2 separate regions of the Homo sapiens genome follow, and region 1 is linked to region 2. A link is a loop called in an ENCODE intact Hi-C map of the cell type or tissue named here. Cell type or tissue: tibial artery. All regions are shown on one strand.

Region 1 (4,000 bases), 62 kb before region 2:
TAAACATACTTAATTTTCCCAATCCAGGTCTATCCAACACTTGTATTGATTGAAGTTGTGGGACATCATTCTACTATTGACTATTTGCTAATTTTTGTTCAAAAATGGATTATTTCTGTGTGTTTTACACTTTTCCACTGTAATCCCATTTCATTTTGAGACTATGTCCTTCCATGGTGGATTTGTGTTTGCCTCTGCTAGGTGCAGCAGATATAGTACTATTCCGGCACCAACTATTTTTAAAGTCTGTTTATTTTTTCAGGAATATTTTACATAGAATGCAATTCACTCTTTATGTATGAGGAGATTTGACAAATACATACATTTGTGTAACCATCCCCACAGTCAAGATATTGAACATTTGTGGCCAGGTGCGGTGGCTCACACTTGTAATCCCAGCACTTTGGGAGACCAAGGTGGGCAGATCATGAGGTCAAGAGATCAAGACCATCCTGGCAAACATGGTGAAACCCTGTCTCTACTAAAAATACAAAAATTAGCTGGGTGTGGTGGCGCGCACCTGTAGTCCCAGACACTCGGGAGGCCGAGGCAGGAGAATCGCTTGAACCCAGGAGGCGGAGGTTGCAATGAGCCGAGATTGCACCACTGCACTCCAGCCTGGCGAAAGAGCAAGACTCCGTCTCAAAAAAAAAAAAAAAAAAAAAGATACTGAACATTTCTGTCACTCAGAGTTTCCATTTCAGGTCAACCTTCAAAATAAGATGCCATCTTGGAGAATTCTGGACCACGTAGGTAGTATCAAGTACATATGTGAACCCTCTAACTTCATCAGGCTTAGGTCTGGGTTATAACTTTTCTAAAGAGACGTTTTTTAAAAAAGAAACAAAACTCTGAATTCTGTTTAAGGCAAACAAGCTTCCTTGTTTTCTACCTGATTGTTGGTATGGAGATTTTTCCCTTTAGTTCAGCCTTTTGGTGTGGGTGTAGCTTTTAGCTTTTTGATGGTTCCAGCATTCCGTGTATGTCTTAGTTAAATCTTCTTGTCTTGTATGTCCCCAAGGCCTCAAGTTCTGCTCTTGATGGATATTAAACTAAAACTCCTTGTTTAATAAGACCCACAATGCTGTTGCCCAAGTTTTTGAGATGGAGTGTCGCTCTGTCGTCCAGGCTGGAGTGCAGTGGTGCGATCTTGGCTCACTGCAGCTTTCGTCTCCTGGTTTCAAGCAATTCTGCCTCAGCCTCCCGAGTAACTAAGACTACAGGCGCGTGACACCATGCCCAGCTAATTTTTGTATTTTTAGTAGAGATGGGGTTTCACCATATTGGTCAGGTTGGTCTCGAACTCCTGACCTCAGGCGATCCACCCGCCTCGGCCTCCCAAAGTGCTGAGATTACAGATGTGAGCCACCGCACCCGTCCCTGTTGCCCAAGTTTAAGCTACCAGGTTTACATCTTTGGTTTTTGGTTATCTCTTCCCCTTTTTTCATACATACATTTTAATGATGTATAATGTATATACAGAAAGGTACACCAATCATAAGTATATAGCTCAACACCTCTTCATGAGTGAACATTCCTATGTGACAAGCACTCACATAAAGAAAAAGAACATTACTAGAAAGCTGTTAGGATTCTTCCAATCACTCCCTTCTTCCAACAAGAATCATTATTCAGACATCTGACACCATAGATGAATTTTGCCTATTTTTGAACTGCATGTAAATGCAATCATACAGCATATACTCTTTTGTGTCTGGCTTCCTTTGCTTATAATTATGTTTGTAAGGCTCACTGATGTTGTTTCATGTAGCCACAGTTTGTTCATTCTCATTACTGTTATTATTCCACTGCACAAACGCAACAGGATTTGTATTATAGTCAGACATTTGGGTTGTTTCATTTTCCTCTTTGCTACTGGAGCCTGGGATTTCTCTTTACTTTCTTTGAGTTCTGCTGTGTATTGAATAGGATTAAAGCAGCATTTCCTGGTCAGCAATTCTAGATGTTCTGTGTCAGGCAAAGTTTTAGATGTTACTGGCTGCCAAAGCTCCAGACACATAAATCATATGTGTTTTGTTTTTTTTTTTTTCGAGACTGAATTTCACATTTGTTGCCCAGGCTGGAGTGCAGTGACGTGTTCTCGGCTCACTGCAACCTCCACCTCCTGGGTTCAAGCAATTGTCCTGCCTCAGCCTCCCGAGTAGCTGGGATTACAGGCATGTGCCACCATGCCCAGCTAATTTTGTATTTTTAGTAGAGATGGGGTTTCACCATGTTGGTCAGGCTGGTCTCAAACTCCTGACCTCAGGTGATCCGCCTGCTTCAGCCTCCCAAATTGCTGGGATTACAGGCATGAGCCACTGCCCCCAGCCTGATATTCTTACTTCTCAAATGATTTACTTTAGCTGATGACTTATTTCTTTAGACTGTCATCTGTATTAATGGCTTTGGTTCCTGTGAAGCAATAATGAGTGAATAAAAACAGGAGCATAGGGATGAGATATGTAATTAATCTTGTAGTCATGATCTCTTGACAAGTTGAGATGTTGCATGTGCAAGGCTAGTTTAATGTTAAAAAGTGTAAAATATTGAAAAAACATGTTGTAGAAATAGAGTGGCTGGGCCGGGCATGGTGGCTCATGCCTGTAATCCCCCTACTTTGGGAGGCTGAGGTGGGTGGATCACCTGAGGTCAGGAGTTTCAGACAAGCCTGGCCAACATGGTGAAACCTGGTCTCTACTGAAAATACAAAAAACTAGCTGGGTGTGGTGGCTGGTGCCTGTAGTCCCAGCTACTCGGGAGGCTGAGGCAGGAGAATCGCTTGAACCCAGGAGGTGGAGGTTGCAGTGAGCAGAGATTGTGCCATTGCACTCCAGCCTGGGTGATAGAGCGAAATTTGGTCTTCAAAAAGAAAAAAGAAAAAAAAAAAAAAGAAATAGAGTGGCTAAAGACAGCAATAGTATAAAGTGTGGATATGGTTGTTTGGGCCCAGGATCTCTTGTCTAATTGACACTGAGAAGATAAAATGAGAAGGAAATTCTGTTGGTGACTCAGTGGTATCTAATCAGTGTGTAACCACTCCAAAATGGGGCTGTCTTTTGTTTTACTAGTTCAGTGGTTCCAAACTGGAGGTAATTTTGCTGCCCAGGGGATATTTGGCAATGTCTGAAGACATTTTTTGGCTGGCATACTACTGGAATCTACTAGGTAAAGGCTAGGGAGGCTGCTAAACATCCTACAATGCACAGGACAGCTCCCTACAACAAAAAATTACCCAGTCTCAAATGTCAGTGTTCAGAAATGCCTTGCTAGACCTAGACAAAGCTTCTAAATTAAAGGTGTAATTAGATAAAGAAACTATCAACTACTTTTCAAGAAATGATAGCCCTAGGCTGGGCACAGTGGCTCTCGCCGGTCATCCCAACACTTTGGGAATCCAAGGCAGGAGGATCACTTGAGGCCAGGAGTTCAAAGCCAGGAATTCAAGACGAGACTGGTCAACATAGAGAGACCTAGCCTCTTAAAAAAAAAAAAGAAGGAGGAGAAATGATAGGGCTACATGGACACATTCTTCTATATTTCTATCCAACTTCTGACACTGTGACATCCCGCTCATACTTGGCTCACCCTAATTTTTTTCAAAACTGTAATGGTGGGTCCTGCAACAACTAAATCCATTTAGAATTTGAATAAAATTACTCAGATCTGACATTAATGTAACTGGATATGTACAGCAATTTGTTTATATATATTAAAAATTAACAAAATTGCTCTATGATTTATGCCATTATTATTTTATTTTATTGTTGTAAACACTAAAGTTCCAAGGCCATAGAGTAAGTGATTTGCAAAAATGGCACTAGACAAATAAAAATCTTGATGTTGCGCCTTGCAGTTAGACTACAAGGTATTCTTTTCCTTTGTTCATGTGTTTTTGCAGCTTAAATTGAGGGCAAAGCTAAATTTCATTATTTCTCCAAAGGAGGTGATTACCTAAATCTGTCCCTTCTTCCTCCAGGCAGCACATACTACCATTTGT
Region 2 (4,000 bases):
TTATTTATAGTTGTGTATACTTGGTGTAAGAAGGCTTGAACTTAAAATTGAAGCTCCAAGCATCCTCTAAATAATGCTATGACATAGAAATGTAGGGATTGTGTTTTCATAATTCTTATATCTAAAACAGTAGTTCTTGGTCAAGAGAAAAAAAAATCATAGACTAAAAACTTGGAAAAATTTTTCAGTGGATAGTGGATCTTTCTAAAGGGATTGAATAGTATATAAACTGAACAAAATAAACTGTTATTTCCAAAAGTGGTATACAATGTGTAGCCCTAGCCTTCACGCGGGCATGTCTTATGTTTGCCCTCAGCCAAAAGAAAGGGCGTAGTATGAAGGTGTGATTCTGTGAAAACATTGGGGTTCTCTAGATGGGTCTGTAGCTTGTTGGTGATTCAACTTGTAGAATCTGGACAGATGGATGGTTAGCATGTCCCTGAGACAATCTGTCATGCATCCCAGCTTGGTTTTTAGGCTTTTTATTTTAATGTGGTAAATTTTACGTAACATAAAATTTACCATTTTAGCCATTTTTGAGTGTACAATTTGGTGGCGTTAAGCATTTTCAGCTTGTTGTGCAGCCGTCAGCACTGTCCATCTCCAGAACCTTTTCAAACTGAAACTCTGTGCCCATTAAACAATAATGCCCATTCTCTTCCCCTCGTCTTTAGGTGTTTGAAAGGGATGGATAGCAGGTAGTTTTAGGTTCAGGTCTCTGGCAAGTTCTGAAGCTGTTGCCATTCTGAGGCATAACAGGAGATCTGTTGCTTTAGACACCAGGTGTCACAACATGTCTATTTTTTGATAGTGCCTAAGAACCTGACCTCTATTGTTGTCCAGTTCAGGGATATCATAGCTGCAGCAGGGGAAGGGCTGTTCAGCCTATGATACTCATCCCTCAGGCTCCCAATATGTATTTCCTTAATAGGTTCAACCAGTCTTTTGTTGAATGCCCACATTTTGTGCCACCCAGCATGGAAATACTGTTTTCCATCTGGAAGATTCTTGGAGTAATTGATACCAATAGACTTTTTCAACTATGTAATTATTTTAATATGGCTTTCTAGGATGTTTGCTTCTGCACAGGACCTTGCTAAAAAAAAGCCTGCTAAGAGAAATCATGCTACAAGTGTCACTCACAGACAAATGGGTGCATTGACCTGTTCACTGTGAAAGTGTTCAGCATTTTTCACCCAAAGGCCACTGAGAGGCTATATACAGATCAATTTTTGTTTTGTCAGAGTGCTTTGGCTGTTATTTCTGATAGTGATTGGACAATGCTTTTATGTGCATTTCAAAGGGATTTTTTGATCCTGAGAACAAAATGAGACTTGCTATAGAAGAGACGTGTCCCTTCCTGTCTGCTATGGCCAAGTTGGGTATCCAATACCTTTAAAAAATAGAATCAAGTTTGCTTAAGATACATGAGAGTAAATCCCTTTGCCCTTTAAAAGATCCAGTTTGGGAGATGGCTTAAACACCTCCATATGTGTTCATCCTCACCAACAGGAAAACACACACAAAAGGGAGCATGCAGCTCTTCTCCCTTGCTTTTGTGTCTATCCAGTACAGACACAAAATTGTATCTTTATCTCGTGAGAACTCTTGACTGAGAAGTCTACATCTTTCTGAGCCCAGGCCATGGGATTCACTACCTGATTGGTGAGACATTGTTCCAAAAAGAACTCTCTTACTTTTGGTAAGTTCAACATGAACCTACATTAGAGCTAAATTCTACTCTTGAATGCCTTGAAGAGAGGTTGTGCTTTAATCGTTATTTGTAATTAAAACCTATAAGAAGTGTTTGTGAGCAAAATTATCAGAATTTTATATACAGGCTGAGCGTGGTGGCTCACGCCTGTAATCTCAGCACTTTGGGAGGCCGAGGCAGGTGGATCACTTTGATGCCAGGAGTTCAAGACCAGCCTGGCCAACATGGCGAGACCCCATTTCTACTAAAAATACAAAAAATGAGTTGGGTGTGGTGGCACACGCCTGTAATCTCAGCTACTCAGGAGGCTGAGGCAGGATAATTGCTTGAACCTGGGAGGCAGAGGTTGCAGTGAGCCGAGATCACGCTGCTGCTCTCCAGCCTGGGGGATAGAGTGAGACTCTGTCTCAAAGAAAGAATTTATTATACAGTAAGTTCTCACTTAATGTTGCCGATAAGTTCTTAGAAACTGTGTCTTTAAGTGAAATGACATATAATGAATCTTATTTGTTTATTTTTGAGACTGTCACCTAGGCTGGAGTGCAATGGTGCGATCTCAGTTCACCTTCCAGGTAGCTGGGATTACAGGCACCCACCACCATGCCCAGCTAATTTTTGTATTTTTGTAGAGACAGGGTTTCACCACATTGGCCAGGCTGGTCTTGAACTCCTGACCTCAAGTGATCTGCATGCCTTGGCATCCCAAAGTGCTGGGATTATAGGTGTGAGCTACTGCACCTGGCCAATGAATCTAATTTTACCAGAGACTAATTGATACAAACAAGAGTTAAGTTCCTACTGCATATTTCTGGTCACGAAAACATCACCAAACTTCCAAATAAAGACCCCAAACACTTTAAATGTTACACATTAAAATAAACTGAGCTATGTATACTTTAAAAGAGATTAGTTAAGAACAAGTAAGAAAATTACTTACCCAGTGATTCCAGTTTAGGGTCATAGGTGGCCAGAACCTGTCTTGGCAGTTCTGGGTAGCTTAGGTTACAAGGCGGAAATCTGCCCTGGGCAGGATCTATTCTATCGCAGGGCACACGGGCACACTCACTCACACTGGCTGAGACTGGAACCATTTAAACAATGCTAGTTAACATGTTGTGCACATCTTTGGGATGTGGGAGGGCGCTGGAGTACCTGGAGAAAACCCGCATAGACGTGGGGAGAACACAGGAAATCCACACAGACAGTGGCCCCAGTGGGGGAATCAACTCCACTCCCTATTAACGTTTTAGTGAAATGACATTATTTGAGGACCTGCTGTATAACATGTACATTAGGGGTAAAAAAAAAAAAAAAAAAAAAAAAGTCTAAAAGGCTATTCTCCAGAATGTTATAGAGTAATTATACTTGGGTGCTGAACTTATAGGTTATGTTATTTTCTTTGTGCCCTAGTCCTTCTAATTCTGAAACAGCAACATGATACTTTTGTAACTAGAAAACATCTTATTTCTTGAAAAGGAAATTTAAAAATTGTGATGCCTGGTTTGTCCTTACCTTTTGAAACCACCTCCTTCTGTTTCTTTGACTTAGAGAGCTCAGAGTCCTGCTATGCTAGTAGCATCTCTTTGTCATGGGCAGCAGTGCACTGAACCCCCCTGCAGAGTCAGGCTCATTTGCAAGTGACAGGAGATTCTTGACTGCCCACATCATTAAGAACTAGTATAATCAGAATGCTCTAATGATTAGCCTAACTGTCTTGTCAGTCTTTGTATGATTCACTCCACTAGTCCTCTATTGTAAAACTTCTTTTCATTTAAAAAAAAATTTCTAGGCCTGGCGCGGTGGCTCCTGCCTGTAATCCCAACACTTTGGGAGGCCGAGGCGGGCGGATCACGAGGTCAGGAGATCAAGACCATCCTGGCTAACATAGTGAAACCCTGTCTCTACTAAAAATACAAAAAAATCAGCCCGGCGTGGTGGCAGGCACCTGTAGTCCCAGCTACTTGGGAGCCTGAGGCAGGAGAATGGCGTGAACCCAGGAGGCGGACCTTGTGGTGAGCCGAGATAGCGCCACTGCACTCCATCCTGGGAGACAGAGCGAGACTCCGTCTCAAAAAAAAAAAAATTTTCTAATTCCCCTGGCAAACTCTTAACCACCAATCACAAATGCCTACTGGAAGACTTATCAATTATCTCAGACACTGAGATTGATCATGGTTTTAGCAATTGTGGATTTTCCCACCTGCTTTTATGCAGGGCCAAAGCATCAACTTGGCTTTCTGCTCTTTGGGAGCACACTCAGCTTGTTCTGGATTGTCTACACTTTTC

What was found. A loop is a pair of places that touch in the nucleus more often than their neighbours do. Peaks named below come from ENCODE experiments on the same cell type or tissue, not always from the same donor. Only the 100,000 strongest peaks of a DNase experiment are listed, where the experiment ranks them.
Region 1: a loop joins it to region 2, with 8 times the contacts of the local background. A loop is called at or near these places in 40 of 110 quality-filtered maps.

Annotation. Positions count from the first base shown.
Region 1 is chr10:59,909,041-59,913,040 of GRCh38, reverse strand. No RefSeq gene overlaps it. Among named protein-coding and RNA genes, the nearest start is that of CCDC6, 4.5 kb to the right of the region's middle. In tibial artery, no CTCF peak of the experiment used is centred here; no DNase peak of the experiment used is centred here; H3K27ac peaks cover 1,027 bases.
Region 2 is chr10:59,846,855-59,850,854 of GRCh38, reverse strand. The region is part of intron 2 of CCDC6 (coiled-coil domain containing 6); the gene reads left to right. Among named protein-coding and RNA genes, the nearest start is that of CCDC6, 58 kb to the left of the region's middle. RefSeq lists an enhancer at 2,294-3,234. In tibial artery, no CTCF peak of the experiment used is centred here; no DNase peak of the experiment used is centred here.